Linked DNA regions of Homo sapiens: region 2 is linked to region 1. Evidence: read pairs that join two places in POLR2A ChIA-PET (ENCODE). Cell type or tissue: endothelial cell of umbilical vein. All regions are shown on one strand. Links, peaks and the distances in the headings refer to the core of each region. The heading gives the core; the rest is flanking DNA. Region 1 overlaps EAPP (E2F associated phosphoprotein). Region 2 overlaps SPTSSA (serine palmitoyltransferase small subunit A).

Region 1 (15,812 bases), core at 4,395-9,394:
GACTCTGTCAGTTTCTTAGACTTTCCTTGTTTTCAGTGCCCTTAATTACTTTGAGGAGCACTAATCAGGTCTATGTAGGAGGCCCCTCTGTTGGAATTTGTCTGTTGTTTTTTCTCATAATTAGGATGGGATTATGGATTTTTATAAGTAAGAACATAGAAGTAGAGAGCCATTTTCCTCACATTATATCAAGAGTACATACTACCAACCTGAGTTTTGTGTGTTGGTATTGACCTCGATCACCTTGCTGACCAGTGTTAACTTTCTCTACTGTAAAGTTAGTCTTTTACCCCGCCTTACCATACCGTACTCTTTGGAAGGAAGTCACTGTGTCCAACCCAGACTTAAGGACTAGGGAGTTATACTCCACCACTGTGAGGGAAGAGCATCTTTATAGATTATTTAGAATTCTGTGTGGGGATTTGTCTGTTCTCCTCCATTTATTTATTTATTCAGTACATTTATATTAGCGTGGATTCGTGGGTATTTATACTTTGGGTTGTAATCCAGTCCTACTTTATTTTGTTGCTCAGTTTCAGCTTTGGCAGTTGGTGACTTGTTCAGTTGGCTCCTGTTTCCCTTTGTCATAACCACCTCACTGTTTTGTTTTTGTTTTCTTGATTACTTCCTTCTTTTCTGGCACTAAAAGATGCTCCAGGTTCATCTTGTGTTCCTTATTCCTAGAATTAGCCATTTCTCTGAATAGTACTGGTTCTTTTTATTGGAAAATGACACTAGAAACCAAGATCTGGTTTTAATATGTTTTTCTCCCCACTTTCTTCTTCTGTTCTAGTTACCATGGTTTGGGACCACAGAGATCACGTCAACAACAGCCTGTTCCAAATAGTGATGCTGTCTTGAATTGTCCTGCCTGCATGACCACACTTTGCCTTGATTGCCAAAGGTAATGGATGAAGGACACACACACACACACACACACACATACATATTTTGTTTAAATTAGAAACAGACTTTTTTTTTTTTGAAGTCAGAGTCTTACTCTGTTGCCCAGGCTGGAGTGCAGTGGCACAATCTCGCCTCACTGCAACCTCCGCCCCGTGGGTTCAAGCGAGTCTCCTGCCTCAGCCTCCCAGGTAGCTGGGATTACAAGCGGCCACCACCATGCCTGGCTAGTTTTTGTGTGTATCTAGATCTAGATCTAGATCTAGATAGATAGATAGATAGATAGATATAGTTTTGTTTTGTTTTGTTGAGATGAAGTCTCACTCTGTCGTACAAGCTGGAGTATAGTGGTGCAATCTTGGCTCGCTGCAACCTCTGCTGCCCAGGTTCAAGTGATTCTTCTGCCTCAGCCTCCAAGTGGCTGGGATTACAGGTGCCTGCCACCACACCCGGCTAATTTTTGTAGTTTTAGTACAGACAGGGTTTCACCATCTTGGCCAGGCTGATCTTGAACTCCTGACCTTGTGATCCACTTGCGTTGGCCTCCCAAAGTGCTGGGATTACAGCTGTGAGCTACCACGCCCGGCCTTATTTTTATATTTTTAGTAGAGACAGGGTCACACCATGTTGGCCAGGTTGGTCTTGAACTCCTGACCTCAAGTGATCTGCCCACCTCGGCCTCCCAAAGTGCTGGGATTACATGCGTGAGCCACTGTGCCCAGCCCAGAAACAGACTTTTGAGGTACTCAGGAATTCTGATAAAGTTCTGTACTTAGATTCTTGGTGCTGTGTGACTAATCTTTATACAATTAATTTTGATTATATATAGTTATATTAAATGTAGCTTTTATACTTTTAAAGTTGGGCACAGTGACTCATGCCTGTAATCCCAGTGCTATGGGAGGCTAAGGCGATCACTTGAGCCTAGGAGTTTGAGACCAGCCTAGGCAACATAGTGATACCTCATCTCTACAAAAAATAAAAAAATAAAAAATTAGCTGAGTATAGTGATGTATGCGTGTAGACCCAGCTACTCGATAGGCTGAGGTGAGAGGATGGCTTGAGCTCAAGAATTCAAGACTGCAGTGGGCTGTGACCACCACTGCACTCCAGCCTGGGCAACAAAACAAAGGTGAGATCCCCATCTCTCTCTCCAAAAAAAAAAAAAAAACGGGCTGGGCGTGGTGGCTCACGCCTGTAATCCCAGCACTTTGGGAGACCGAGGTGGGCGGATCACGAGGTCAGGAGATCGAGACCACGGTGAAACCCTGTCTCTATTAAAAATACAAAAAATTAGCCGGGCATGGTGGCGGGCGCCTGTAGTCCCAGCTACTCCGGAGGCTGAGGCAGGAGAATGGCGTGAACCCAGGAGGCGGAGCTTACAGTGAGCCGAGGTCACGCCGCTGCACTCCAGCCTGGGCAACAGAGCGAGACTCCGTCTCAAAAAAAAAAAAAAAAGGTATCTTTTCTAGTGCAAAATAGCAGCATAGAAGCAAACTGGCTCTCCTTCCCCCTGCAGAATACCAAAACCAAATATACAGCACTGAAGCTATCACCACCAGTATCCCAGATCTCAATATAAGGAGGAGACAGTTTCTAGGGCCACAGAGAAGTAAAAAAAACTTAAAGCAGACAGTAAGAGAATTGTTCTTCCATATCTGCTTATCCTTCTCCACAATCTGCCTGGCACCAAGTGAGCAGAAAAATTCCCCTGAGCTCATGATTTTTACATTAGAAAAAGTAAGATGGAAGTGTACAACCAGCTTCTTTACCTTTTTGAGTTCTCTGGTAAGAGATCTGTCCCTGCCTCAACTCATAGGAAGCACTGAGAGTGCCTGAAGGAAAAAATATCCCTGAGGATAGCCAGAGACAAAGAAGGATAGCCAGAGACAAAGCCAGGTCCCAAGTGTGAACCCCTAGCCAGCATTCCCATCCTACTGGGATATCCCTATCCTCTTTGGGACCCACCCCCCACTTCATTTGGAACAGGCAGCACGCTCAGTGTTTACTAGAACTGAGGCTTAAAGTGCCATCTGGTGCCAAAAAGGAAGCAATGACGTAGTGGGAAGAAAGGAAAAAGAAAGAATATCAACATGCAAATTGCAAATTACAAAGAATCTCTAGGCAAACATATCTAATAACCAAAAAAAAGCAAAGCAGAGAAGACTGGAACAAATAACTAATCCTTCAATACAAAGATGTACATTTACATCCACAAGACACAGTAGCAAATGGAACCATGACCTCTTCAAATGGACAAAACAAGGAATCAAGTGAACCCTTATCACATATCACATATCACAATACTGTGATATGTGAACTCTCTGACCAAGAATTCAAAATAGCAGTTTTAAGAAAACTGAGTGATCTCCAAGACAGCCCAGGCAATTCAGAAATTTATCAGATAAATTTAACAGAGATCGAAATAATTAAAAAAATTATGGGCACAGTGGCTCATACCTGTAATCCCACTACTTTGGGAGGCCAAGCTGGGAGGATGGCTTGAGGCCAGGAGTTTGAGACCAGTCTGGGCAACATAGTAAGACTCTGTCTCTACAGAAAACGAAAAAAACTTAGTTGGTGTCTTGGCATACGCTTATAGACCCAGCTACTTTGGAGGCTGAGGTGGGAAGATCACTTGAGCCCTGGAAGTCGAGGCTGCAGTGAGCCATGATTGTGCCACTGTACTCCAGAATGGGTGGCAGAGTCAGACTCTGTCTCTAAAAGAAGAACAAAATAAAATAAAACAGAAATCTGGGAACTCAGCCGGGCACAGTGGCTCACGCCTGTAATCCCAGCACTTTGGGAGACTGAGGAGGGCTGATCACGAGGTCAGGAGATCGAGACCATCCTGGCTAACATGGTGAAACCCCGTCTCTACTAAAAATACAAAAAATTAGCTGGGCGTGGTGGCATGTGCCTATAGTCCCAGCTACTCGGGAGGCTGAGGCAGGAGAATCGCTTGAACCCAGGAGGCAGAGGTTGCAGTGAGCCGAGATCATGCCACTGCATTCCAGCCTGCGCAATGGAGCGAGACTCCATCTAAAAAAAAAAAAAAAAAAGAAATCTGGGAACTCTGAGAAATATATTTGCTGAACTAAAAAATTCATTAGAGGCTCTCAACAGCAGAAGGGATCAGCAAAAGAAAGAATCAGTGAGCTTAAAGATAGACTGTTTGAAAATGCACAATCAGAGGAGAAAGAAAAGGTATGAAGGTCTACAAGATATAAAATATTATCTCAAAAGATTAAATCTAAGAATTGGTACTCAGGAGGGAGTAGAGCAAAAGCAAGGAGTAGAAAGCTTATTCAAAAAATTAATAGCAGTAGCTGGGGATGGTGGCTGACACTTGTAATCCCAGCACTCTGGGAGGCGGAGGTGGGTGGATCACCTGAGGTCAGCAGTTCGAGACCAGCCTGGCCAACATGGTGAAACCCTGTCTCTACTAAAAATGTAATCAAATTAGCTGGGCGTGGTGGTGCATGCCTGTAATCCAAGCTACTCGGGAGGCTGAGGCAGGAGAATCGCTTGTACCCAGGAGGCGGAGGTTGCAGTGAGCTGAGATCACACCATTGCACTACAGCCTGGGCAACAAGAGCAAAACTTGGTCTCAAAAATAATAATTATAATAATAGCAGAAAATGTTCCAAAACTTGAGAAGGAGATATTTATGGCCAGAGAACACCAAACACATTTGACTCAAATAAAACCACCCCCAGGCATATAACAATAAAACAGTAAAACTGTCCAAAGGTTATGGACAAAGAGAGGATCTTGAAAGGAGCAAGATAAATGAAGCAAATAGCATATAAAGTAGCTACAGTTCATCTGGCAACAGATTTCTCAGTGGAAAGCATACAGATCAGGAGGGAGTGGAATGAAAAAAAAAAATGCCAGGCTGGGTGTGGTGGTTTATCCTGTAATCCCAGCACTTTGGGAGGCGGAAGCGGGTGGATCACTTGAGGCAGGGAGTTTGAGACAAGCCTGGCCAACACGGTGAAACCCCTCTGTACTAAAAATATTAAAAAATTAGCTGAGCATGGTGGCATTTGCCTATAATCCCAGTTTTTTGGGAGGCTGAGGCACGAGAATTGTTTGGACCTGGGAGGCACAGGTTGCAGTGAGCTGAGATTGCACCACTGCATTCCAGCCTGGGGGACAGAGTGAGACTCTGTCTCAGAAATAAAGGGCTAGGTGTGGTGGCTCATGCCTGTAATCCTAGCACTTTGGGAGGCAGGGGAGGGTGGATCACCTGAGGTCAGGAGTTCAAGGCCAGCCTGGCCAACATGGTGAAACTCTGTCTCTATTAAAAATACAAAAATTAGCTGGGCGTGTTGGCGCGTGCCTGTAATCCCAGCTACTGGGGAGGCTGAGGCAGGAGAATTGCTTGAACCAAGGAGGTGGAGGTTGCAGTGAGCCAAGATCACACCACTTCACTCCAGCCTGAGTGACAGAGTGAGACTCTGTCTCAAAAAAAGAAGAAAAAAATAAAGAGAGAAAAGAAAGAACTGGGCCAGGCATGGTGGCTCATGCCTGTAATCCTAGCACTTTGGGAGGCTGAGGCAGGTGGATCACCTGTGGTCAGGAGTTCGAGACCAGCCTGGCCAACATGGTGAAACCCCATCTCTACTAAAAATATAAAAAATTAGCCGGAAGTCGTGGCGGACACCTGTAATCCAAGCTTACTCAGCAGCCTGAGGCAGGAGAATCACTTGAACCAGGGAGGTGGAGGTTGCAGTGAGCCAAGATTGCGCCACTGCACTTCAGCCTGGGCAACAAGGGCGAAACTCTGTTTCAAAAAAAAAAAAAAAAGAAAAGAAAGAACCTTGTTATAACTGTAAGTTTTTTTTTTGTGATTTCATGATAACCATAATGCAAAAACCTATAATAGATTCACCAAAATCAAAAAGCAATGGATTAAAACATACTACCAGAGAAAATCACTTAATCACGAAGGAAGACAGTAAGGAAGGGAAGAGTTACAAAACAACCAGAAAAAAAGCAGCAAAATGCCAGTAGTTGTATTAGTCTGCTCTTGCACTGCTATAAGGAAATACCCGAGACTGGATAATTTATAAAGAAAGAAGTTTAATTGGCTCATAATTCCACAGGCTGTATAGGAAGCATGGCTGGGGAGGTCTCAGGAAACTTTTTTTTTTTTTTTGAGAGGGAGTCTTGCTTGTCACCCAGGCTGGAGTGCAGTGGCACGATCTTGGCTCACTGCAACCTCCACCACCCAGGTTCACGCAATTCTCCTGTCTCAGTCTCCCAAGTAGCTGGGACTACAGGCACACACCACCACTCCTGGCTAATTTTTGTATTTTTAGTAGAGGTGGGGTTTCACCATATCGGTCAGGCTGGTCTTGAACTCCTGACCTCAGGTGATCCACCCGCCTTGACCTCCCAAAGTGCTGGGATTACAGGCTTGAGCCAGTGCACCTGGCCAGGAAACTTTTAATGATGGCAGAAGGCAAAGGGGAAGCAGGCACATCTTACATGGCCAGAGCAAGAGGAAGAGAGAGAGGGGAGGTGCCACATACTTTTAAACAATCAAATCTTGTGAGTACTCACTATCACAAGAGCAGCACGAGGGGGAAGTCTGCCCCCAAGATCTAGTCACCTCCCACCAGGTCCCACCTCCAACATTGGAGATTACAATTTGACATGAGATTGGGGCAGGGACACAGACCCAAGCCACATCAGTAGCAAATCCTTACTTATCAGTACTAACACAATGTAAATGGACTCACTTCTCCAATTTAAAGGCAGACAGTGGCTGAATGGATCAACAAACAAGACTCAACTATATGCTGCCTAGAAGAAACTTGCTTCACTTGTAAGGACACATGGACTGAACATGAATGGGAAAAGATATTTCATGCAGCTGGAAACCAGTATAGGAATAGCTGTCCTTAAAACAGACTACAATCAAGGACTGTAAAAAGGAAACAAAGAAGTTTACTATATAAAGGGGTCAATTCAGCAAGAGGAATTTATATAACAGTATAAATATCTATGCAGCCAACATTGGAACTCCCAGGTATATAAACATTAATAGATCCAAAGGGGCTGGGCGCAGTGGCTCACGCCTGTAATCCCAACACTTCAGGAGGCCGAGGTTGGTGGATCACAACGTCAGGAGATTGAGACCAGCCTGGCCAACATGGTGAAACCCCATCTCCACAAAAATACCAAAATTAGCTGGGCATGATGGCGGGTGCCTGTAATCTAGCTACTCAGGAGGCTGAGGTGGGAGAATCACTTGAAGCTGGGAGGTGAAGGTTGCAGTGAGCCAAGATCGTGCTATTGCACTGCAGCCTGGGTGACAGAGTGAGACTCCATCTCAAAAAAAAAAAAAAAAAAAAAAAAAAATCTAAAGGGAGAGATACAATACAGTATTAGTATTGCAATACAATAATAGTAGGGGACTTCAACACTCCACTCTCAGTAATGGACAGATCATCCAGATAGAAAACCATAAAGAAACATCAGAGTTAAACTACACAGTAGACCAAAGAAGCCTAACTGACATTTACAGAACATTTCACCCAAATAATCTAATGATACACCTCAAGGAACTAGAAAAGCAAGGACAGACCAAATCCAACATTAATAGAAGGAAAGAGGCTGGGCATGGTGGCTCACACCTGTAATCCCAGCACTTTGGGAGGCTAAAGCAGGCAGATCACGAGGTCAGGAGTTTGAGACCAGCCTGACCAACCTGGTGAAACCCTGTCTCTACTAAAAATACAAAAATGAGCCAAGTGTGGTGGCGTACACCTTTAATCCCAGCTACTCAGGAGGCTGAGGCAGGAGAATCGCTTGAACCCGGGAGGCAGAGGTTGCAGTGAGCCGAGATCACACCATTGCACTCCAGCCTGGGTGACAGAGCGAGACTCCATCTCAAAAAAAAAATTAATTTATTAAATAAAATAAAAGGAAAGAAATAATAAAGATCAAGGCAGGAATGAATGAAATTGAGACCCCAAAAAACCCAAACAAACAAGCCAGAAGATTAATGAAATTAAAAGTTGATAATTTTAAAAGATACAATTGACAAACCTCTTAGAAAAAAAGAGAGAAGGCCCAAATAAATTAGAAATAGAAAAGAAGGCATAACAACTGAGACCACAGAAATACAAGGAATCAGGCTAGGCACGGTGGCTCATGCCTGTAATCCCAGCACTTTAGGAGGCCGAGGTGGACAGATTACCTGAGGTCAGGAGTTCAAGATGAAACTGACCAACATAGTGAAACCCTGTCTCTACTAAAAAATACAAAATTAGCCAGGTGTGGTGGTGCATTCCTGTAATCCCAGCTACTTGGGAGGCTGAGGCAGGAGAATCACTTGAACCCGGGGGGCAGAGGTTGTGGTGAGCTGAGATCACGCCATTGCACTCCAGCCTGGACAACAAGAGTGAAACCCCATCTCAAAAAAAAAAAAAAAAAGAAATAGAATCGTCTGGGTGCGGTGGCTCACGCCTGAAATCCCAGCACTTTGGGAGGCCGAGGCGGGCAGATCACAAGGTCAGAAGATCGAGACCATCCTGGCTAACACAATGAAACCCCATCTCTACTAAAAATACAAAAAAATTAGCCAGGCATGGTGGCGGGCGCCTGTAGTCCCAGCTACTCGGGAGGCTGAGGCAGGAGAATGGCGTGAACCCAGGAGACGGAGCTTGCAGTGAGCCGAGATCGCGCCACTGCACTCCAGCCTGGGCGACAGAGCGAGACTCCATCTCAAAAAAAAAAAAAAAGTTACTTTCAAAAAGCAGAAGGAAAGAGGATACATTTCTTCCTTACACTGTTACATACTAAAATGTTTCTTCTGCCTGGTGCAGTGGCTTGTGCCTGTAATCCCAGCTACCAGGGAGGCTGAGGCAGGAGGATCACTTGAGGCTAAGAGTTCAAGGCTGCAGTGAGCTGTGTTCACAAGTTTTAATTATTCTTAAAACAACTGTTTAAAATTTCTTTAAACTTGCTGTTTTGTTCCTGTGTCTTGTCTTTGGTTGGTATTTCAGTAAGTTTTTGGTATTCTCAAATTTTATCTAAATGGATAAACTATTAACATAGAACATAAACCCCAATTCTCCATTTCATTTTTCTCTTAGGCATGAATCATACAAAACTCAATATAGAGCAATGTTTGTAATGAATTGTTCTATTAACAAAGAGGAGGTTCTAAGATATAAAGCCTCAGAGAACAGGAAGAAAAGGCGGGTCCATAAGAAGATGAGGTCTAACCGGGAAGATGCTGCCGAGAAGGCAGAGACAGATGTGGAAGAAATCTATCACCCAGTCATGTGCACTGAATGTTCCACTGAAGTGGCAGTCTACGACAAGGATGAAGTCTTTCATTTTTTCAATGTTTTAGCAAGCCATTCCTAAACAGCCCAACTGGCATTTAATTACCCAATACTGTATATAAGGCAAATATGGACAGTTACTTTCCTCTTGCCTGTTCATATCCTTCAGTGACATTGAGGAAGCAGTGTTTCTCTTTTTAAAGGAGAATAGTTGTCAACCTTCATTCATCTCTTACATCTCTCACCCTCTCCTTTTTTTTTTCTTTGATTTTCCCCCTTATTGATGGGACTGATATTCATTCTGTTTTTGATGAACATTTGGAAACTGTCGGGCTTTTTATTAAAGCTCTGTAGAATTAAAATGTTCTGGAATTATAAGCAATCTTTGTTTCTGAGTGTTATTTTTATTTTGGATATAGCTTTGATGTAATTAAACTGGAAACTCTTTCCTGAATTGTCTGTATTGTTTTTGCTAAGATGTATCTTTATTCACCCCCACCCCACATGATGAATGACAGTATTTAGTAACTGTTACAATTGCGTGGAATAGGCTGGTAGCTTTGGCTCCTGCCTGTAATCCCAGCACTTTGGGAGGTCAAGGCGGGTGGATCAGGAGTTCAGGAGTTTAGGAGTTTGAGACCAGCCTGACCAACATGGTGAAACGCTGTCTGTCTCTACTAAAAATAGAAAAATCAACTGGGCGTGGTGGTGTGCACCTGTAATTCCAGCTACTCGGGAGGCTGAGGCAGGAGAATTGCTTGAACCTGGGAGGCTGAGGTTGCAGTGAGCTGAGATCATATCACTGTACTCCAGCCTGGGTGAGAGTAAGACTTTGTCTCAAAACAAACAACAAAGAAACAAACAATTGCATGGAGTAGGTACTGTCAGATGCTTTAAGTAATAAAGGTCCTTTTCTGAAAAGGAGTACACTTACCAGTATTCTAAACTTAATGAATGCACATTTTAAAATATAAATTTATGGTGAGGGAAAGCAACCTCCCCTTCTGACTAGACTTAAAAATTCTGGCCGGGTGTGGTGGCTCACCCCTGTAATTCCAGCACTTTGGGAGACCTAGCTGGGCTGATCACTTGAGGTCAGGAGTTCCAGGGCAGCCTGGCTAACATGGTGAAACCCCATTTCTACTAAATATACAAAAATTAGCCAGGCCTGGTGGTGGGCGCCTGTAATCCTAGCTACTTAGGAAGCTGAGGCAGGAGAATCACTTGAACCTGGGAGGTGGAGGTTGCAGTGAGCCGAGATCTTGCCACTCCACTCCCACCTGGGTGACAGAGCAAGACCCTGTCTCAAAGAAAAAAGAAAAAAAAAAATTCTGCTGCCACCTCTTGTGCCTGCTATTTATTACTTCTGTTGCAAACAACCAAGATATAATTTTTTGGGGTATTAATATAAAAACCAGTGGCAGCTTGAGGGGAAATTGCATTGTAGGCATCTGTGTATTTTCAGTCTTTAAAAGAATGATATGGCTGAATGCAGTGGCTCATGACTATAATTCCAGCACTTTGGGAGGCTGAGGAGGGAGGATCGCTTGAGACCAGGAGTTCAAGACCAGCCTGGGCAACATAGCAAGGCCCTGTCTCTACAAAAAAAAAAAAAAAAAAATTAAAAATTAGCTGAACGTGGTGGTGTGTGCCTATAGTCCCAGCTACTTGGGAGGCTGAGGTGGGAGGATCACTTGAGCTTGGCAGACCAAGGCTGAACTGAGCTTTGATCATGCCACTGCATTCTAGCCTGGGTAACAGATTGAGGCCCTCTCTTAAAAATGAAAGAATGATATGATTTGGGTTGTTTCTCCCAACCTCAGGTGATCCGCCCGCCTTGGCGTCCCAAAGTGCTGGGATTATAGGCATGAGCCACCGCGCCCAGCCAGAAAATGTGTTTTAACTCAGGCTCTGCTATGCTAATCTTGGACAAGTCTGTTCCTTTGAGGCCCAGTTTTCTCATCTATAAAATGAAAATACTAGACAAGAGCAGTAGTCTCCTACAGAGATCAGGTGTCAACAAAGCTTGAGGGGGACCTCTGCATATTCCATAAGAGAAAAGATGCTTTCCTCACCTCCTACCCTTCTATGTTTTCTACAAGCTATGTGTAAAGAGAGCTGGAACCAGTTACGGAGTGTTTGTATGAATGAGGTGGGGACAGAAAACTGATAATTTCTAAGGAATCTCCAATGTCTTATACCTATTATACTTCTGCCAGGCATGGTGGCTCATGCCTGTAATCCCAGCACTTTGGGAGGCCGAAGTTGGTGGATCACCTGAGGTCAGGAGTTCGAGACCAGCCTGGCCAACATGGTGAAACCCCGTCTCTGCTAAATATACAAAAATTAGCTGGGTTTGGTGGCACGTGCCTGTAATCCCAGCTACTTGGGAGGCTGAGGCAGGAGAATTGCTTGAACCCAGGAGGCGGAGCTTGCAGTGAGCTTAGATTGCGCCACTACACTCCAGCCTGGACGACAGAGCGAGTCTCTGTCTCAGAAAAAAAAAAATGGCTATTGTACTTCATAATTTTTATAATATACTGATATCTATTTGATTGGAAGCAATATATATACTTTATTTTTTCATTTTTATTTTTTATTTTATTTAATTAATTTTTTTTTTGAGATGGAGTCTCGCTCTGTTGCCAGGCTGGAGTGCAGTGGCATGATCTCGGCTCACTGCAACCTCTGCCTCCCAGGTTCAAGTGATTCTCCTGCCTCAGCCTCCCAAACAGCTGGTACTACAGGCATGTGCCACCACATCCAGCTAATTTTTGTATTTTTAGTAGAGATGGGGTTTCACCGTGTTAGCCAGGATAGTCTCGATCTCCTGACCTCGTGATCTGCCCGCCTCGGCCTCCCAAAGTGCTGGGATTACAGGCATGAGCCACTGCACCTGGCCCTTTTCTTTTTCTTTTTTTGACAGAATCTTGATCTGTCGCCCAGGCTGGAGTGCAGTGGCGTGATCTCAGCTCTCAGCTCACTGCAACCTCCACCTCCTGGGTAGCTGGGACACCTGGCTAATTTTTGTATTTTTAGTAGAGATGGGGTTTCACCATGTTGGCCAGGCTGGTCTTGAACTCCTGGCCCCAAGTGATCCACCTGCCTCGGCCTCCCAAAGTGCTGAGATTACAGGCGTGACGGCACCCGGCTTCTATTTTTATTTTTTTACTTTATTTTTTATTTATCTATATTTTTTGAGACAGAGTTTTGCTCTTGTGGCCCAGGCTGGAGTGCAATGGCATGATTTCGGCTCACTGCAACCTCCGCCTCCTGGATTCAAGCGATTCTCCTGCCTCAGCCTCTCAAGTAGCTGAGATTACAGGCATGCACTACCTCACCGAGCTAATTTTGTATTTTTAGTAGAGATGGGGTTTCACCATGTTGGCCAGGCTGGTCTGCAACTTCTGACCTCAGGTGATTCACCTGCCTTGGCCTCCAAAAATGCTGGGATTACAGGCATGAGCCACCTTGTCCGGCCCATTTTTATTTTTTATACATTCTTTAAATGTTTCCATTTATAGCCAGGTAATACACTGCAGAATAGCACTACCAGTCTATTACTTGTAATCTGTGTTTGCCATGTCGTACTTTGCAAGATCTTCTGTATTACTGTCATTGCAAACCTTACTTCCTTTCCAGGTCCCCCCCAACCAACAACCACTCCTCCATCGGACCCTCATCCCACTTCTACTGGAAAGTTCTCAGTGATTTTACCCATAAACATCACTTTGGACCAGCACAGTGGCTCATGCCTATAATCGTAGCACTTTGGGAGGCTGAGGCAGGAGGACCCCTTGAGCCCAGGAGTTTGAGGCCAGCCTGGGCAACAGGGAGACCCTATCTCTATATAATACAAACACAAATAAAAAATCACCTGGGCCGGGCATGGTGGCTCACGCCTGTAATCCCAGCACTTTGGGAGGCTGAGGCGGGCAGATCACGAGGTCAGGAGATAGAGACCATCCTGGCTAATACGGTGAAACCCAGTCTTTACTAAAAATACAAAAATTTAGCCAGGCATGGTAGTGGGTGCCTGTAGTCCCAGCTGCTCAGGAGGCTGAGGCAGGAGAATGGCGTGAACCTGGGAGGCAGAGCGTGCAGTGAGCCAAGATTGCTCCACTGCACTCCAGCCTGGGCGACAGAGCGAGACTCCGTCTCAAAAAAAAAAAAAAAAAAAATCACCTGGAGCAGACCACGTGCAGTGGCTCACTCCTGTAATCCCAGCACTTTGGAAGGCCAAGGCAGGTGGATTACCTGAGGTCAGGAGTTCGAGACCAGCCTGACCAACATGGGGAAACCTTATCTCTACTAAAATACAAAAATTAGCTGGCCATAGTGGCACGTGCCTATAATCCCAGCTACTCAGGAGGCTGAGGCAGGAGAATCACTTGAACCCGGGAGGTGGAGGTTGCAGTGAGCTGAGATCATACCACTACACTCCAGCCTGGGCAGCAGAGGAAGCCTCCATCTCAGAAAAACAACAACAACAACAAAACTTAGTCGGGCGTGTTGGCAGGTGCCTGTAGTCCCAGCTACTCAGGGAGGCTGAGGCAGGAGAATCGCTTGAACCCGGGAGGTAGAGGTTGCCATGAGCTGAGATCATACCACTGCACTCCAGCCTGGGCAACAGAGCCCATCTCAAAAAAAAAAAAAAAAAAAAAAAGGCAGCAAATCACAGTGTATAAAGATATAATTTGTGATCATCACAACATAAAGGAGAGGGAGATAGCTATATAGGAACAGGGTTTTATATGCTATTTAAGCTCAGTTGATTTTTTTTTTTTTTGAGACGGAGTTTCACTCTTGTTGCTCGGGCTGGTGTGCAATGGCGCGATCTCAGCTCACCACAACCTCCCCCTCCCCGGCTCAAGTGATTCTCCTGCCTCAGCCTCTCGAGTAGCTGGGATTACAGGCATGTGCCACCACCCCAGCTAATTTTGTATTTTTAGTAGAGACGGGGTTTCTCCATGTCAGTCAGGCTGGTCTTGAACTCCCGACCTAAGGCAATCCATCCGCCTCGGCCTCCCAAAGTACTGGTATTACAGGCGTGAGCCACTTCTCCCAGCCTAAGCTCAGTTTTTATTGATTGAAGATAGTTTGTTATAAATTTAATATGATGACCAGGCACGGTGGCTCACACCTGTAATCCCAGCACTTTGGGAGGTCGAGGCGGGCAGATCACTTGAGGTCAGGAGTTCGGGACCAGCCTGACCAACATGGTGAAACCCTGTCTCTATGAGAAAATTTAAAAAATAAAATGAAAATAAAAATAAACAAGCATACACCAAGCATGATGGCTCACACCTGTAATCCCAGCACTTTAGGAAGCCAAGGCAGGAGGGAATTGCTTGAGGTAGGAGAATCGCTTGAACCCAGGAGGCAGAAATTGCACTGAGCTGCGATTGGGCCACTGCACTCCAGCTTGGGTGACAGAGCGAGAGCTGTCTCAAAAAAAAAAAAAAAAAAAAGATTTTCTTTCTGAATTCATTTTGATAAATGACCATTTATCAGGATGATTTATCAGGATTTTATGTAATTAATTAATTAATTTTTTTGAGACAGAGTCTCATTCTGTTGCCCCGGCTGGAGTGCAGTGGCAACGTCTCGGCTCACTGTAACCTCTGCTTCCCAGGTTCAAACGATTCTCCTGCCTCAGCCTCCCGAGGAGCTGGGACCACAGGCATGTGCCACCATGCCCGGCTATTTTTTTGTGTTTTTTGGTAGAGACAGGGTTTCATCATGTTGGCCAGGCTGGTCTCGAACTCCTGACCTCAAGTGATCTGCCTGCCTCAGCCTCCCAAAGTGCTGGGATTACAGGCGTGAGCCATCGCGCCTAGCCAATTCATCGGGATTTTAAAGGAATTTGTTCATTTTTTCTATGTTTTCAAATTTATTGAATAAAGTCGTTCATACCTTTCTCTCATTATCTTTAATATCTGCTGGATATGTAGTTGTGCCTCCGTTTTCCATTTCTAATATTTATGTTTTCTCTTTTTTCCTTGATCGAATTTCAGTCTTATTTCATTAATTTTTAATCTTATCTGTATCATCTCCTTCATTCTAGTCAACTTGCATTTATTCTGTTGTTCTTTTCCAATCTTCTTCTTCTTTTTTTTTTTCTTGAGACAAAGTCTCGCTCTTGTTGCCCAGGCTGGAGTGCAGTGGTGCAATCTCACCTCACTGCAGCCTCTGCCTTGTGGGTTCAAGCGATTCTCCGGCCTCAACCTCCCAAGTAGCTGGGATTACAGGCGCTCGCCACCAGGCACAGCTAATTTTTGTTTTTTTAGTAAAGACGTGGTTTCACCATCTTGGCCAGGCTGGTCTCGAACTCCTGACCTCAGGTGATTGCCTACTTTGACCTCCCAAACTGCTGGGATTATAGGTGTGAGCCACCGCACCTGGCCTCTTCCTATCTTCTTAAGGTGGATGCTTAGCTCATTTTCAGACTTTCTCTTTTTTAATGTAAACATTTAGGGCTATAGGTTTTCTCTCCTTTCATTGCATCCCACGTGTTGTATATATAGTCTTTTTGTTCAGTTTCAATTATTGTTATTTTTCAATTATGATTTTAAAAGTCATTAGTTATTGAGAAGTATTTTT
Region 2 (15,812 bases), core at 4,162-9,161, 68 kb after region 1:
GGAGACATTTTTAACATACCTTTCAAAAGTATCCTTTCCCTACTGGCATCCCAAGGTGGGAAAGAAAAGACCAGGTTTTGTAACCAAGATAGGCTTTTGTAACAGTGAGACACGCCCTGAAGTACCTCACTTGGATAACGTTGTAACCATTCCTGTTGAGAGTTGAGAAAATTAAAAATAGATTGTTAAAATAATTTGAATCAACTTTGGGAGGCTGAGGTGGCTGGATCACCTGAGGTCAAGAGTTCAAGGCCAGCTCGGCCAGCATGGTGAATTCTTGTCTCTACTAAAAATAAAAAATTAGTGGGGCATGGTGGCTGGCGCCTGTAGTCCCAGCTACATGGGAGGCTGAGGCAGGAGAATTGCTTGAACCTAAGAAGTGGAGGTTGCAGTGAGCCAAGATTGTGCCATTGTACTCCAGCCTGGGCAACAGAGCAAATGCTCCGTCTCAAAATAATAATAATAATAATAGTAATAATAATAATAATAATAATAATTTGAATCAGAAGTGTGCTATTTTAATCTTTTTTCTTTTCTTTTTTTTTTTGAGATGGAGTCTCGCTGTGTTGCCCAGGCTGGAGTGCAGTGGCGCGATCTTGGCTCGCTGCAACCTCTGCCTCCTGGATTCAAGCAATTGTTCCGCCTTGCCCTCCCGAGTAGCTGGGACTACAGGTGTGTGCCACCACGCCCGGCTAATTTTTATATTTTTTAGTAGAGACAAGATTTCACCATGTTGGCCAGGCTGGTCTTGAACTTCTGTCCTCAGGTGATCTGCCTGCCTCAGCCTCCCAAAGTGCTGGGATTACAGGCATGAGCTACCGCGCCTGGCCTAATCTTGTTTTATTCATTAAAAAATAAAGTCATATTAGTCTATAATCACTGGGCTATATTTGCCCATCTCTTTGCTGCTGATGATGTTTCCATGGCATGTTATTTTCAGCAAAATGTGGGCAGTTTTTTGGTTTATGTTAGGAATTAGATTCACCCTGAAAGACAGTTCATGTGTCTTGAAAACATTTTTTTCCCACTTTTAAACCACAGTGCTGGGCACACAAATAATGCTTAAAAAACAGTTGTTTATATATTGATTTGTTATTTTATTTTATTGATTTATTATTTTTTTGAGATAGGGTTTTGCACTTGTTGCCCAGGCTGGAGTGCAATGACGCGATCTCAGCTCACTGCAATCTCTGCCTCCAGGGTTCAAGTGATACTTCTGCCTCAGCCTCCCAAGTAGCTGGGATAACAGGCACCCACCACCACGCCTGGCTAATTTTTTGTTTTTTTAGTAGAGACGGGGTTTCACCATGTTAGCCGGATGGTCTCGATCTCCTGACCTCGTGATCCGCCTGCCTCCGCCTCCCAAAGTGCTGGGATTATAGGTGTGAGCCACCGCGCCCAGCCACACATTTTAAGCTGTATGTTATTTTCAGTAGCAACTAAATTATTTTCTTAGATTTTTGCTGTATCCTCAGATACTTACAACTTAGAATTAAAAAGGACTTTTTTTTTTTGAGATGGAGTCTTGTTCTGTTGCCCAGGCTGGAGTACACTGGCATGATCTCAGCTCACTGCAACCTCTGCCTCCTGGGTTCAAGCAATCCTCATTCCTCAGCCTCCTGAATAGCTAGGATTACAGTTGCACGCCACCATGCCCAGGTAATTTTTGTATTTTTAGTGGAGACGGGGTTTCACCATGTTGGCCAGGCTGTTCTTGAACTCCTGACCTCACGTGATCCTCTCCCCTCAGCTTCCCAAAGTGCTGGGATTACAGGTGTGAGCCACCGCGCCTGGCCTAAAAGGACTTTTTTTGCATCTCAATATACTAATTAAAGTATTTGGGAGTTTGGAAAATATGAATTTTAAGTTGTAAATAAAATAGATTATACATCCTTATGGTTGAAAACACAAAAGATACAAAAAGGTAGTTGGTGACACAGTCTTCCTTCCACCCCTGCCTCGGCCACCCTGGGACAACCAGTGTCAGCAGTTTCCTATGCATCTCTCCTGAGATATTCTGTGAATATATAAAAAATATACTCCTTTTTTTTTTCTTTTTTTGAGACAGTTTCGCTCTTTTCCTCAGGCTAGAGTGCAGTGGTGCGAACTTGGCTCCTTGCAACCTTTGCCTTCTGGTTGCAAGCGATTCTCTTGCATCAGCCTCCCCAGTAGCTGGGATTACAGGTGCCCGCCGCCATACCCTGTTGATTTTTTGTATTTTTAGTAGAGATGGGGTTTCACCATGTTAGCCAGGGTGGTCTCAAACTCCCAACCTCGTGATCCGCCCACCTCGGCCTCCCAAAATGCTGGGATTACAGGTGTGAGCCACCTAGCCCGGCTCCTATTTTTTTTTTTTCTCAAGATGGAGTCTTGATCTGTTACCTAGGCTGGAGTGCAGTGGCGCAATCTTGGGTCACTGTAGCCTCCGCCTCCTGGGTTCAAGCAATTCTCCTGCCTCAGCCTCACGAGTAGCTGGGATTACAGGTGCCTGCCACCACACCCGGCTGATTTTTGTATTTTTAGTAGAGAAGGGGATTTACTATGTTGGCCAGCCTGGTCTCGAACTCCTGACCTCAGGTGACCCACCCACCTTGGCCTCCCAAAGTTCTGGGATTACAGGCATGAGCCACTGCACCTGTCTGGGAAATGAACAATTGTAAGATTAGGAAGTAATGTGGGAGAAGTGAATACATTTATAAGGGAGGATGGGAAGGACAACCAGCAAACCACAAGAATTCTCAGACAGATCAAGCTCTGGGAGTACGGTGGAAGCAGACCACCTTTAACCGGATTCTCCTTAAACTATCCTAACCTCCTGGAAAGTTGTCTTGTTAACTCCAGGGCCCTACTGCTTTAGTTTGAAGAAAACTGCTCTAGCCTGTTTAACATGTTAGCCTTTATATTTGGCTGATTCAGTGAGAATGTTAGGATATCTCTTAACTGTACTCCTTAGAATATTAACTTTTTCTTTAGTAGTTTTTGGTTGGTAAAGGTTGAAAATAATGAAAACTGTGCTTAACAAGAACTAAATGGTCTATACCAGGACAGGCAGAGAAAGTCATGGTTGGGTTAATGGCAGTGGGAACAGACCACACATTGATATTCTGCAGCAGTGTTTCAGCATGTGATTCTAGTGATTTGTGAGTAGTGATCACTATAGGTCCTGTCTCCATTTTCTTAAAGACTTTGTGATTCCTCCAGACTATGAGTGTTGTAACATTTATGGCACATAGGAGCTAAGATAGATTTTTTTTTCCCCCTAAAACAGGGTCTTGCTCTGTTGCCCAGGCTGGAGTTCAGTGGCTGGCATGATCTTTAGTTCACTGTACCCTTGAACTCCTGGGCTTAAGTGATCTTCCCGCCTCAGCTTCCCAAATAGTGGGGACTACAGGCACACACCACCATGCCTGATTAATTTTTAAATTTTTAGTAGAGACAGGGTCTCACTAGGTTGCCTAGGTTGGTCTTGAACTCCTGGCCTCAAGCAGTCCTCCTGCCTCAGCTTTCCAAAGTGCTCGGATTACAGGTGTGAACCATCGGACCTGGCCTCTTTTTTTTTTTAAAAGAACAAACCCCAAATGCTCAAATTTAGTAATTTAAGCTATGTGTTCTAGAAGATGTACTTGATAGAGGATATATACTTTTTATAAATTGGAATGTTGAAAAAATAGTAGTTATGATCAATAGTTATGAGAAATAGAAGTTTTACTAATACAAGCGTTTTGGTCAGCATGTATTATATATGTTTCTGAAAAACTGCAAAATAATATGGTTTATAGGAAAATATTATTGAGTCAGACCACTTAAAATGTATGCAATTTAGTAAGCAAGCACTAACAAACACAATACTTGGCATCTTGAGGGAATAACTTGGATGTCCCAGACAGGCAGGCAGCTCAGCTTCACTGGAAGCTGCCCGAGGGGACATGAACAAAGCATGGACAAAGTTGAATGGAAATGTCAGCAGTAGGTGCTGATGTAATACAGACAGTGTGGGCTGCCATTGAGGCAGTGTAGGGCCAGTGCCACCTGCCACATTGGCTGAGAGCTGTGCTACCCTGGAGGTGCCTTTCTCTGAAGAGGGAGACTGGGTACAAATGCGAATTTCTGATTTTCTTAAAATAGAGTTAAAAGGACTTCTGCCTGTATAGCAGCTGAGTTGAGAGATGTTTCCTGCAGAAGGTGATACAGTTGACCCTTGATCCACTTGGGGGTTAGGAGTACTGCCCCCAGGCCCTCATCCTCACCCTGCAGGCAGTTGAAAATCTGTGTACAACTTTTGACTCCCCAGAAACTTTACTAATAGTCTACTTTTGACTGGAGCCTTATTGATAACATTAACAGTCGATTAACATATTTTGTATGTTATATGTATTATATACTGTATTCTTATAGTAACGTAAGCTAGAGGGAAGAAAATCATAAGGAGGAGGAGGAGGGGTTGGTCTTGCTGTTTCAGGGGTGGCAGAGGCAGAAGAAAATCCATGTATAAGTAGACCTGCACAGTTCAAACCCATGTTTTCAAGGGTCACCTAATTATTTTCCCACTAATCTGCTCCCCTAAATGATGAAATATCCCATATGAAGGAATATAGCTCCTGTACTGTACTAGTCGTATGTGAGTTATCTGATGTTACAGAAACATGTACTGTAGCAGAACAGATTATAATTCAGAGCAGACTGGGAAATTTTTCCCCATAACACTGGGACTTCAAATCTTCCTGAGGGTAATAGAAGCTCAAATCAATAAATGTGTGCCAGAGACACTATAACCTTAGTGTCTCTGGGATTAGAGCTACAAACCATTTCCAGGATTTTAGTCCACAGTGAAAAATTTTCAGTCCGTGATCATTACTCATTTCAGCAGCATGCTTTGTTGTTTGTTTAGTTTTAAAAGAGCTTGTCATCAAGTTGTAGTTTCTAAAAACAATTTTCATACTTAGGTTTGTATAATCAGCACACTATAGAAAGCTTAGAGAATGGATTTTGCTTGCTAAACACTAATTTCTGATGGTGATGTGCTATCCTTTAACATGACCCTTGAATATCAAATTGGTTAACATACAGAGGACTGTGACAGTATAATATTGTGACAGTATAATATTTTCCACTTGTTTCAATGTAAGAAAACTGGAAAAGTATCAAGAGATAGTTGATATATCTAGGAAAAATTAACTTTCTTTTTTTTTTTTTTTTTTTTGAGATTGAGTCTCACTCTGTTGCTCAGGCTGGAGTGCAGTGGCGCGATCTTGGCTCACTGCAACCTCCGCCTCCCGGGTTCAAATTCTCATGCCTTAGCCTCCCGAGTAGCTGGGAATACAGGTGTGCGTCACTGCGTCTGGCTAATTTTTGTATTTTTTTTGGTCTGACCTCAGGTGATATGCCCGCCCCGGCCTCCCAAAGTGCTGGCATGGGATTACAGGCGTGAGCCACCACGCTAGGCACTTTCTTTACATTTCTGTTGGTGATGATCTGCAGTTTTTTGAGGTCAAAGGAAAAGAAAACTACAGTAATAAGGAAGCTTTCCTGTTTGGGGCTTCATTCAGTAGCCTGCAGCTGCTTTCACTTAGGGCTTTGATTGCTTTTCAGTAAACAGCATATGATAATACTTCGTCAAATGCTTTGTTTTCTTTTTTCATTAAGATGATTTCTTAGATTTATCACAACTCTTGAGTATTTCTAAGGTTAAATAGCATTTTAGAATTGATTTTTTTTTTTTTTTTTTTTTGAAACAGAGTCTCGTTCTGTCGCCCAGGCAGGAGTGCAGTGGCGCGATCTCACTGCAAGCTCCGCCTCCCGAGTTCACGCCATTCTCCTGCCTCAGCCTCCGGAGTAGCTGGGACTACAGGCGCCCGCCACCGCGCCCGGCTAATTTTTTGTATTTTTAGTAGAGACGGGGTTTCACCGTGTTAGCCAGGACGGTCTCGATCTCCTGACCTCGTGATCTGCCCACCTTGGCCTCCCAAAGTGCTGGGATTACAGGTGTGAGCTACCGCGCCCAGCCTAGAATTGATTTTACAAAAGAAATTTGATTAATATAGGATTGGATTGCTTTAAATGTTGTTTTAGCTTTGCTTTTTAATGTGACTATATCATTTAGTCACATTTAATGTGATTTAATGTGACTTAAATAATTGAAATTATTTAGACTAGTGAAGATGTATAAGTCATACCCACTGGAACAAAGGTCTATGACCTTTTCCCGGTGAGAAACTACCTTTAAGTTTTCCAAAGTCTTGTGATTAGATTACTAAAGTGGGTGATGATAGTTTAGAGTTACTGATTGGAACAGGAAATGTTAGTTGCTATGGTTTTGTTTCTAATGTACTGTATTTATATGTAAAGCATTTCCTCTCTTTATTATAGGACTTTTTTTTTTTAAGTTGCTGATAATGGTCTTTTTATGGGCCAAAAAAAAAAAAAATCTTTATTTCTTTCCTAGCTTGCTGGAAACTTAGCTTATGTTTAGGAGATTCCTCTTAAAGAAAGAGAAAACAACATACAGATTCTATATATGGCTTCACATCTACTTGCTTTTATGTCCATGGAACCCATAAAATATTTATGTTATGCCCAGGTTATGAATAACCTCTGATTGTTCATTCAGCCCTTGAACAAACATTTATCTTCAGCACCTGCACAGTATCCTGTCACATTATTTGCTCAATTCTGGGATGGTTCATGAAGCAACTGCTTTACCAAGCAATGTACTATGGCTGGAAGCAAAGGCTCAGTAGGGGTGCTCTGTCAAACACTTAAAAGTCAGTGTTTAGAGACAAGTTATAAACACAAAACAGAACAGCCCATTTTTTAGTTTTTGAGGTTGTATTCTATTCTTGTTCTCTATTGCTTGAGTCATGGAACCCCCTCTAGAATATAGACCTGATTAATTTGTATACAGCTACTGGCACTTATGCAAACAACAAGAAGAGTTCGGTAAATAGAAAGATTACTCCATTACTTTGTATATTACCTTCCAATATATGTGTATTGCATAAAACGGATTAATTTTTACATTTTTTCTTTGTGTACATGTGAAACAGAAGATTGCTTTATGGACGATTGACAGGTGGTACTGAAACGTCCTCTTCAAACAAGTGGGATCCTAAAATGTTAATGAAAGAAAGGACCTCATTTTATGAAGAAACTCAGGTCCAGAGAGGTTGTGTCATCCCAGGATTACACTGTAAATTAATAACAAATTAGTAGCAGGATGAACTTGGGCAAACATAGACAGTCATGATGTTAAATGCTCAAACCCTCAAAGAACAGTTTTAATGAGGATTACATTGCCTTCTCTTGCAGAATAGGTTCGATTCTGAATTCTCACAACCCTGAAAGATAGGTGATGTGTGTCCACATTTTATTGATAAGGAGACTAGTGTTAGAGAGCTTTTGACACAAACAGGGATGGCAGAGTTATGACTCAAACCTGGGTCTCCTACAGTGCTGTACTGTTTCTCCTACCCATTTCTTAAAACTCACAGTGTGTCAAGGGTACTTTAAATTTTGAGAGGCTTGTTACAGAATGAGATGGATTGAGAAATCTATACCAGATAGCAAATTATAGCCGGTATACTCTGTTATGTATATGTTTAGCTTTGTGAGAGCACTTTGAAGTGTGACAATAAAACCAATGCCTAGGTCGGGTGTGGTGGCTCACGCCTATAATCCCAGCACTTTGGGAGACTGAGGTGGGCGGATCACCTGAGGCCAGGAGTTCGAGACCAGCCTGGCCAACATGGTGAAACCCCATCTCTACTAAAAATATAAAAATCAGCTGGGCGTGGTGGCACGTGCCTGTAATTCTAGCTACTCGGGAGACTGAGGCAGAAGAATCACTTGAACCTGGGAGGTGGAGGTTACAGTGAGCCAAGATCGTGCCATTGCACTCAGGCCTGGATACAGAGCAAGAAATTGTCTCAAAAAAAAAAAAAAAAAAGGGAGGCCGGGTGCAGTGGCTCACGCCTGTAATCCCAGCACTTTGGGAGGCCGAGGTGGGTGGATCACCAGGTCAGGTGATCTAGAAATTAAAATTTTTGTTTTTTTTCAAGACAGGGTATCACTCAGTCATCCAGGCTAGAGTGCAGTAGTGTTATTTCAACTCACAGCAACCTCTGCTTTCTGGGCTCAAGTGATATTCCTGCTTCATCCTCCCGAGTATCTGGGACTACAGGCATATATCACCATGCCTGGCTAATTGTTTGTTTTTGTAGAGACGGGGTTTCACTATTGTTGCCCAGGCTGGTCTTGAACTCTTAGTCTTGAACCAAGGTGATCCTCCCACCTTGGCCTCCCAAAATGCTGGGATTACAGGTGTGAACCACCACACCTGGCCTGCATTTTTTGATTATTAGAAGTTCCTCACTGTCCTGTTATGTGCTTGTTCACTTACTGTGTCCCTGTATAGCTAATTTATTATTTTTTAAAAAACTTTTTATCTTTTTAGATAGAGTCTCACTCTGTCATCCAGGCTGGAGTACAGCCGTGTGATCTCAGCTCACTGTAGCCTCAACCTCCCAGGCTCAAGTGATCCTCCTACCTCTGTCTCCAGAGTAGCTGGGACTACAGGTGCGTGCCACCATGCCCAGCTAATTTTTTAATTTTTTTGTAAAAAATGAGGTTTTGCCATGTTGCCCAGGCTGGTCTCATATTCTTGGTGTTAATGGTGGAGGGTATCCTGGTTCTTGGCATCTTGAACAAAGAATTGGTCAAAACGCACAAACAAAGCGAGGAAGGAATGAAGGGTTTTATTGAAAATGAAAGTACACTCCATAGTATGGAAGTGGGCCTGAACATAGGGGCTCAAAGGCCCGGTTACAGAATTTTGGCGAGTTTAAATATCCTCTAGAGGATTCCATTGGTTACTTGGGGTATGCCCTATGTAAATGGAGAGGATGAAGTAAAGTTACAAAGTCATTTACTTGGCCTACACCCTCTGGAGAGGATATTTCCTGTTATAGCTGAAGTGTGAATCGGCCTGATGTTCTCTGCCTCCAGACCCTATTTTCCTGCCTCATCTCCCCACTTTGAGATGTGATCCCCATAAATCTTTATGGGAGGCAGAGGGACCAATGTTCTTTTTCTGTAACTACTTCATGCTGCCTTGAGGCCTAGTCCCTACCTATTGGGGACCATGGAACTCTCGCCCTGCTCTGTCTAGTGAAGGTAGGGTAGCTTTTTTTTTTGAGATGGAGTTTTTGCTCTTGTTGCCCAGGCTGGAGTGCAGTGGCATCGTCTTGGCTCACTGCAACCTCCACCTCCCGAGTTCAAGCGATTCTCCTGCCTCAGCCTCCCAAGTAGCTGGGATTACAGGTTACCCACCACCATGCCCAGCTAATTTTTGTATTTTTAGTAGAGATGGGATTTCACCATGTTGGCCAGGCTGGTCTTGAACTCCTGACCTCAAGTGATCTGCCCACCTCAGCTTCCCAAAGTGCTGGGATTACATGCGTGAACCACCATGCCCTGCCAGCAGGGTAGCTTCTTGATGGCCAGGGGTGGTGTCTTCACCTGGAATTGGCTGGAACCTTTGTTGCATGATCATCTGAAGCTTGATGGTTTCTAGGCGAGAGGGAATGAATTTGGTTAAAAGATTTAATGGGAACTTCAGAGGTGGATACCTATGCTGTCAGAAATGTTTGTTACAGAGATTTGCAGAAGAAAAAACAAAACCTTGTCTGTTCTAGAACCCATGTGTTTCCCTAAAGTCTTAGCACAAACAACCCCGTTTTGGTTTGGTTTGGTCTGTTGGGGCCCAGTGCATGAACTTAGTCCAAAACAATGGGCTTCCAGAATTTTGTTGAAAAAATTCCCCCTTTTTGTTCAGGTTCTTACTTAGGTGAGAGTATGAGCAAAACTTAGGGCCATAGCACCACTCTCAGTTACCATCATTTTCGTTTCCAGTCTCAGCACATCATTTATAGGTTAAGTCCTCATGGTTGCACATTTCCTTCAGCTCTTGTCATTCCAGTTGAAGAGCAATCATATGACATTCTAGAGATGGCTGCATGGAAGCATTTAAAACCTTTGAGAGAATACAGCACTCCAGGGAGACGATTATTATGACTGTTGGGAGGATAATACCAAGAGTTCGGAGTATGCTCCTTACCCGGGTCACCATACCAAACCACCTAAAATTATGTAGATTAAAGAATGATCTGGATGAAGTGTCTGCTTGCTTGACCAAATGGTCTTTTTTTTTTTTTTTTTTTTTTTTTAAGAGATGGAGTCTCGCTCTGTCACCTAGACTGGAGTGCCATGGCACAATCTTGGCTCACTGAAACCTCCACCTCACAGATTTAAGCGATTCTCCTGCCTCAGCCTCCAGAGTAGCTGGGATTACAGGTGCCTGCCACCACGGCCGGCTAATTTTTGTATTTTTAGTAGAGACGCGGTTTCACTATGTTGGCCAGGCTGGTCTCGAACTCCTGACCTCAGGTAATCCACCTGCCTCGGCCTCTCAAAGTGCTGTGATTACAGGTGTGAGCCACTGCGCCCAGCTGAGTAAGTGGTCTTTTCATTAATCCCCTACAACTGAATTTTTATAACCTGCATTCTATGTATTTCTCGATAGGCCACAGGTGCCAGCAGCTGCACAGATACATGTCTGTTTAGCCAATTCTATTATTTAGCATAACTTTCACAAGAGAATTTAAAATCTGTTGTGTGATGATAGCCTTTAAAGTAGAATGTGCTAGAGAGCCTATCATGAGGGATACATTTCTAATCATTGCTTCTTTCACTTTAAACCATGGAAAAAGAGCCAAATAACTGATGCCCTTCTAGAAGAGGGAAGGCCTCCTGGCAATGTTCTCTTTAACCCATGATGTGGGTTAAGAGGAGTGAACCAGTGTTTTATTTTTGACTGATTATGAGGCAATGTATATACCATTAAGGTTTCTTACCTACATTGGGCCTTCATTTTTTATCTGTCAAAGTATAAGATTACCCAGGTAGAAGGCTGGCTGCAGACCCCTTCATAAATAAAAGTACACTCCATAAATCCACATAACAGACCCCTTTTCCACTTCTATTGTTTGTAGAGATGTAGGCAAGAAAAAAATATTCAAAGATAAGAGTTTCATGATAGTAAAGTCTTAACCTGTGAACTTGGAAAAGCTGTTCACATCAAGGATGCTATCTTCTTGGGAGAAATTTCCCTGGTTGGCTTTATCTCAAAGGTTCCAATGGATGCAGTTCCAGAAGTGTGCAGGGACCCCTCTCAGTTGTGAGACCATGAACCCAAAGCCCAAGGTCCCAAAGTTTTGTTGTAGTGTGGATGGGGAGGACAGTCTTTCTCTGATGTTCTCAGAAGATTCAAACGATAAAAAGCTTTTTTTACCTGGTGAAAATACACTGTAGTGTAGTAATCTACTGTTACAACATCAGCCCTCTTGCATGGGAAAGCTTTTATACAACCAGATATCAGTGGAATGAAATCGCTTTGTAAAATATTTAAATGGCCCACCAGGTGACCAAATGTACGTGAAGCTTTAATTGTCTTCCCAGTAATATGGGACCAAGCATTGGTTATAAACTATTTTAAACAATTTTAGTATCAACTGGTTTGATTTGGTTATTTCTGTGGTTTACAATGACAACATAATAAGCATAATTATAGTTGATAGCGTATACTTAGACATTAGAATTTTAGAAATCCCATACAATTTTGGAATATACATTAGTATTATTCACAAAAATGTAACCTAAAGAAGACTGAACATCGTTTTGGCAATCCCGTGTATGTAAACATGTCAAATAATCCTGTTTACCTCTTTTCTGGATGTTTTCAGGGACCCTCTGATACATCCAGAGAGCCAGGCATTAGGAAAGACAATTTTGAAACTGAAGTTTGATTTTGGAATTCCAGATTACCATATATTATACGTTTTGCCAAAATGATGACTCAGAAATTTTATTTTATTTTATTTATTTATTTTTTTGAGACAGAGTCTTGCTCTGTCGCCCAGGCTGGAGTGCAGTGGTGTGATCTCGGTTCACTGCAACATCTGCCACCCAGGTTTAAGCAATTCTCCTGCCTCAGCCTCCTGAGTAGCTGGGATTACAGGTGCATGCCACCACGCTCGGCTAGTTTTTGTATGTTTCATAGACAGGGTTTGGCCATGTTGGCCAGGCTGGTCTCCAACTCCTGACCTCAGGTGATCCACCTGCTTTGGCCTCCCAGAGTGTTGGGATTACAGGCATGAGCCCCTGTGCCTGGCCTAGAAATTTTAAAGAAGCAAAAACCTTTTTATTATAACCTTTTACCAAAAAGAAAAAAAAAGTTTTTTCTACTATTTTTAGACACCTTGCGTGTAAAACTGTTTTTAGTAGTCTTTTTAAAATTTTTTTTTTAGATGGAGCCTGGCTCTGTTGCCCAGGCTGGGGTGCAACGGTGTGATCTTGGCTTACTGCAACCTCTGCTCCCAGTTTGAGTGATTCTCATGCCTCAGCCTCCCAAGTAGCTGGGATTACAGGCGCCCACCACCACGCCTGGCTAACTTTTATAGTTTTAGCTGAGACGGGGTTTCACCATGTTGGCCAGGCTGGTCTCGAACTCCTGACCTCAGATTCGCCCTCCTTGTTCTCTCAAAGTGTTGGGATTACAGGCATGAGCCATCGTGCCTGACCTGTTTCTGGTAGTCTTAATTGCATGTTACAATGACGACTCTTAGCAATTTTTTTTTTTTTTGAGGCAGAGTCTTGCCCTGTGGCCCAGGCTGGAGTACAATGGTGCGATCTCGACTCACTGCAACCTCCACCTCCTGGGTTCAAACGATTTTCCTGCCTCAGCCTCCCAGGTAGCTGGGGTTACAGGTGCCTGCCACCACGCCCAGCTAATTTTTGTATTTTCAGTAGAGACAGGGTTTCACTATGTTGGCCAGGATGGTCTTGAACTGTTGACCTCGGGATCCACCCACGTCGGCCTCCCAAAGTGCTGGGATTACAGGTGTGAGCCACCGCGCCTGGCCTGACTCTTAGCAGTTTTAACTTTAATGTAAAACGTGGTAAGTTATATTCTGATAAGGTTTGACTGTTTCTAGCATAGCTAGGGGTGTGGCCAATGCTACATGTCCCTTGGTCTTACCTAGCTGGAAGGCAGGCAAGTTAAACAATTTTCAAAAGCCAAGGAAGCAGTTTATGACCTTAAAGCATTTAGCAAACCTAATATTTGAACATAATTTAGACCAAATGTTTACATTTTGAAGACATTTTTACTAATAATCTTTAAAACTGTCTTTATTTCCCAAAGATTGCTAAAGTCACATGAACTAAAAGGCATTACACTTTCTACTTTTCTGACAAAATATTTGATTTAGGCTCTTATTATTATTAAACCAATTAATTTAAAACTTTACAGAGGAGACTAACCATTTTGCACAGGGAGAAAGCGGGCCAGAGACCAGTAAGAAATTCTTACCCTTTTGCTGGCATGCCAGGTTGCTGGGTTCTCTATCCCTGAGCGGCCCTAGCAACCCTGTTTGACTGTATGCAACCAAACACATTACCATGAATTAAGAATATTCACAAATAGTTTGCAAATTTTGGAGAAATTAGGCAGAGAGAGAGAAAAATATGACTCAAATTTTATTTATGAAAGTATACTCAGCTGGGCACAGTGGCTCATATCTGTAATCCCAGCACTTTGAGAGGCCGAGGCAGGTGGATCCCCTGAGGTCAGGAGTTGGAGACTAGCCTGACCAACATGGTGAAACCCCATCTCTACTAAAAATACAAAAATTACCTGGGTGTGGTGGCGGGCACCTGTAATCCCAGCTACTTGGGGGGCTGAAGCAGGAGAATCGCTTGAACCTGGGAGGCAGAGGTTGCAGTGAGCTAAGACTGTGCCATTGCACTCCAGCTGGGTAATGAGAGGAAAACTCCATCTCAAAACACACACACACACACACACACACACACACACACACACACACACCCTCCCCTAGAAGCAGGAGAATCGCTTGAACCTGGGAGGCAGAGGTTGCAGTGAGCTAAGACTGTGCCATTGCACTCCAGCTGGGTAATGAGAGGAAAACTCCATCTCAAAACACACACACACACACACACACACACACACACACACACACTCACACCCTCCCCTAGAAGCAGGAGAATCGCTTGAACCTGGGAGGCAGAGGTTGCAGTGAGCTAAGACTGTGCCATTGCACTCCAGCTGGGTAATGAGAGGAAAACTCCATCTCAAAACACACACACACACACACACACACACACACACACACACACCCCCTAGAGGAAAACTCAATCTCAAAACACACACACACACACACACACACACACACACACACACCCCTAGAAGCAGGAGAATCGCTTGAACCTGGGAGGCAGAGGTTGCAGTGAGCTAAGACTGCCAATGCACTCCAGCTGGGTAATGAGAGGAAAACTCCATCTCAAAACACACACACAAACACACACACACCCCTAGAGGGAAACTCCATCTCACACACACACACACACACACACACACACCCCCCTAGACATGTATACACACACACAAAGGAAGATCCAATAGCTTGGAACCTTAGCCATGAGATAATAATACAAGCTTGGCGGTTTTACTTTGCCCCAAGAGATAATCCAAGGAAGGCTGTGAACCAAAATTTCGGGTAAAGCAGTCTCCATGACATTTTGAGTTTTAAAGGCCAAACCTCCCCAGACTCCAAGGAGCACTGGGGCCAAACAGTAGCAAAGGATCGTGTCACCTGTTAACCAGACCCTCTGCTTAGAACTGCAGCACAAAGACCTGCATACATGTAACACCATTCCACTTTCCCATTCAACAGTAAACTCCAGATTCCAAACAATGTTGGGGCCAAACAGCATTCATTGCAACTGCAAGAGTAAATTCTAAGGAGGGCCTAGTATTAGACCTCAGAACCTCTGCCAGGAGCATCCCCTTTGGGCAGGTTGAGGTCTGCAGGACCCCTGGAGCAACCTCCTGTGGGGTCCAATCTTGGAGTGCCAGATGTCTCTGACCTTAGGTGGGCACCGGTGCCACATGCAGATTTTCCCCTCCAGAGCCTACTATGAGCTTTAGAAGAATAGCCATAAACTGTAATGAGAACTGGATGCTGGGTGTGCCTTTTCCTTAGCCAGTTGAGTTTGATAAAGGAAAAATTTAGTGTAAGAAAAGAAGATTTAATTCCCCTGAAAAATGGGTGAGTTTGCTCCAAGCTGCGCCACATGTAGGGATCAGGGACCGTGTGCGGAAAAGATAAAGAGTCCACGGCAACTATAAACAGATGCTGAGGCCTCACGAGGTGGCTCACACCTGTAATGGCAGCACTTTGGGAGGCCGAGGCGGGGGGATTGCCTGAGGTCAGGAGTTTGAGACCAGCCTGGCCAACATGGTGAAGCCGCATCTCTACTAAAAATACAAAAATTAGCCGGGCATGGTGGCGGGCGCCTGTAATCCCACCTACTCTGGAGGCTGAGGCAGGAGAACTGCTTGAACCCGGGAGGCGGAGGTTGCAGTGAGCTGAGATTGTGCCACTGCACTCCAGCCTGGGTGACAGAGTAAGACTGTCTCCAAAAACAAAAAACAAAAAAACAGCCGCTGAAAGACTGAAAAAGAAAGAAAGGAAAAAAAAAAATGGAAAAAGACCCAGGTTTAAGCGAACTGGGCGGTGGTGGTTAGGCTTCTCCACATGGAAACCCCTTAGTTTCACTGGCCATGGCCAGAAACCTGCAGTTGCTTCCATGTTTAGGTGCTACCCACATGGGTCCTGGGTGGGAAAGGAAAAGAGAGAGAGGAGAGAGAGAGAGAGTCCCCTGTATGGAGCAGAAAAGAA

What was found. Peaks named below come from ENCODE experiments on the same cell type or tissue, not always from the same donor. Only the 100,000 strongest peaks of a DNase experiment are listed, where the experiment ranks them.
Region 2: POLR2A ChIA-PET joins it to region 1 with 6 read pairs; 9 of 35 experiments call an interaction of 5 or more read pairs at or near these places.

What each region holds. Positions count from the first base shown.
Region 1 is chr14:34,509,789-34,525,600 of GRCh38, reverse strand. It overlaps EAPP (E2F associated phosphoprotein), which reads left to right. Exons shown (of 6, transcript NM_018453.4): 5 at 794-904; 6 at 9,015-9,663. The coding sequence ends at 9,291. Among named protein-coding and RNA genes, the nearest start is that of EAPP, 22 kb to the left of the region's middle. In endothelial cell of umbilical vein, for the core only: no CTCF peak of the experiment used is centred there; no DNase peak of the experiment used is centred there.
Region 2 is chr14:34,441,634-34,457,445 of GRCh38, reverse strand. The region is part of intron 1 of SPTSSA (serine palmitoyltransferase small subunit A); the gene reads left to right. Among named protein-coding and RNA genes, the nearest start is that of SPTSSA, 13 kb to the left of the region's middle. RefSeq lists a silencer at 6,469-6,763. In endothelial cell of umbilical vein, for the core only: no CTCF peak of the experiment used is centred there; a DNase peak (open chromatin) is centred at 6,275; H3K27ac peaks cover 323 bases.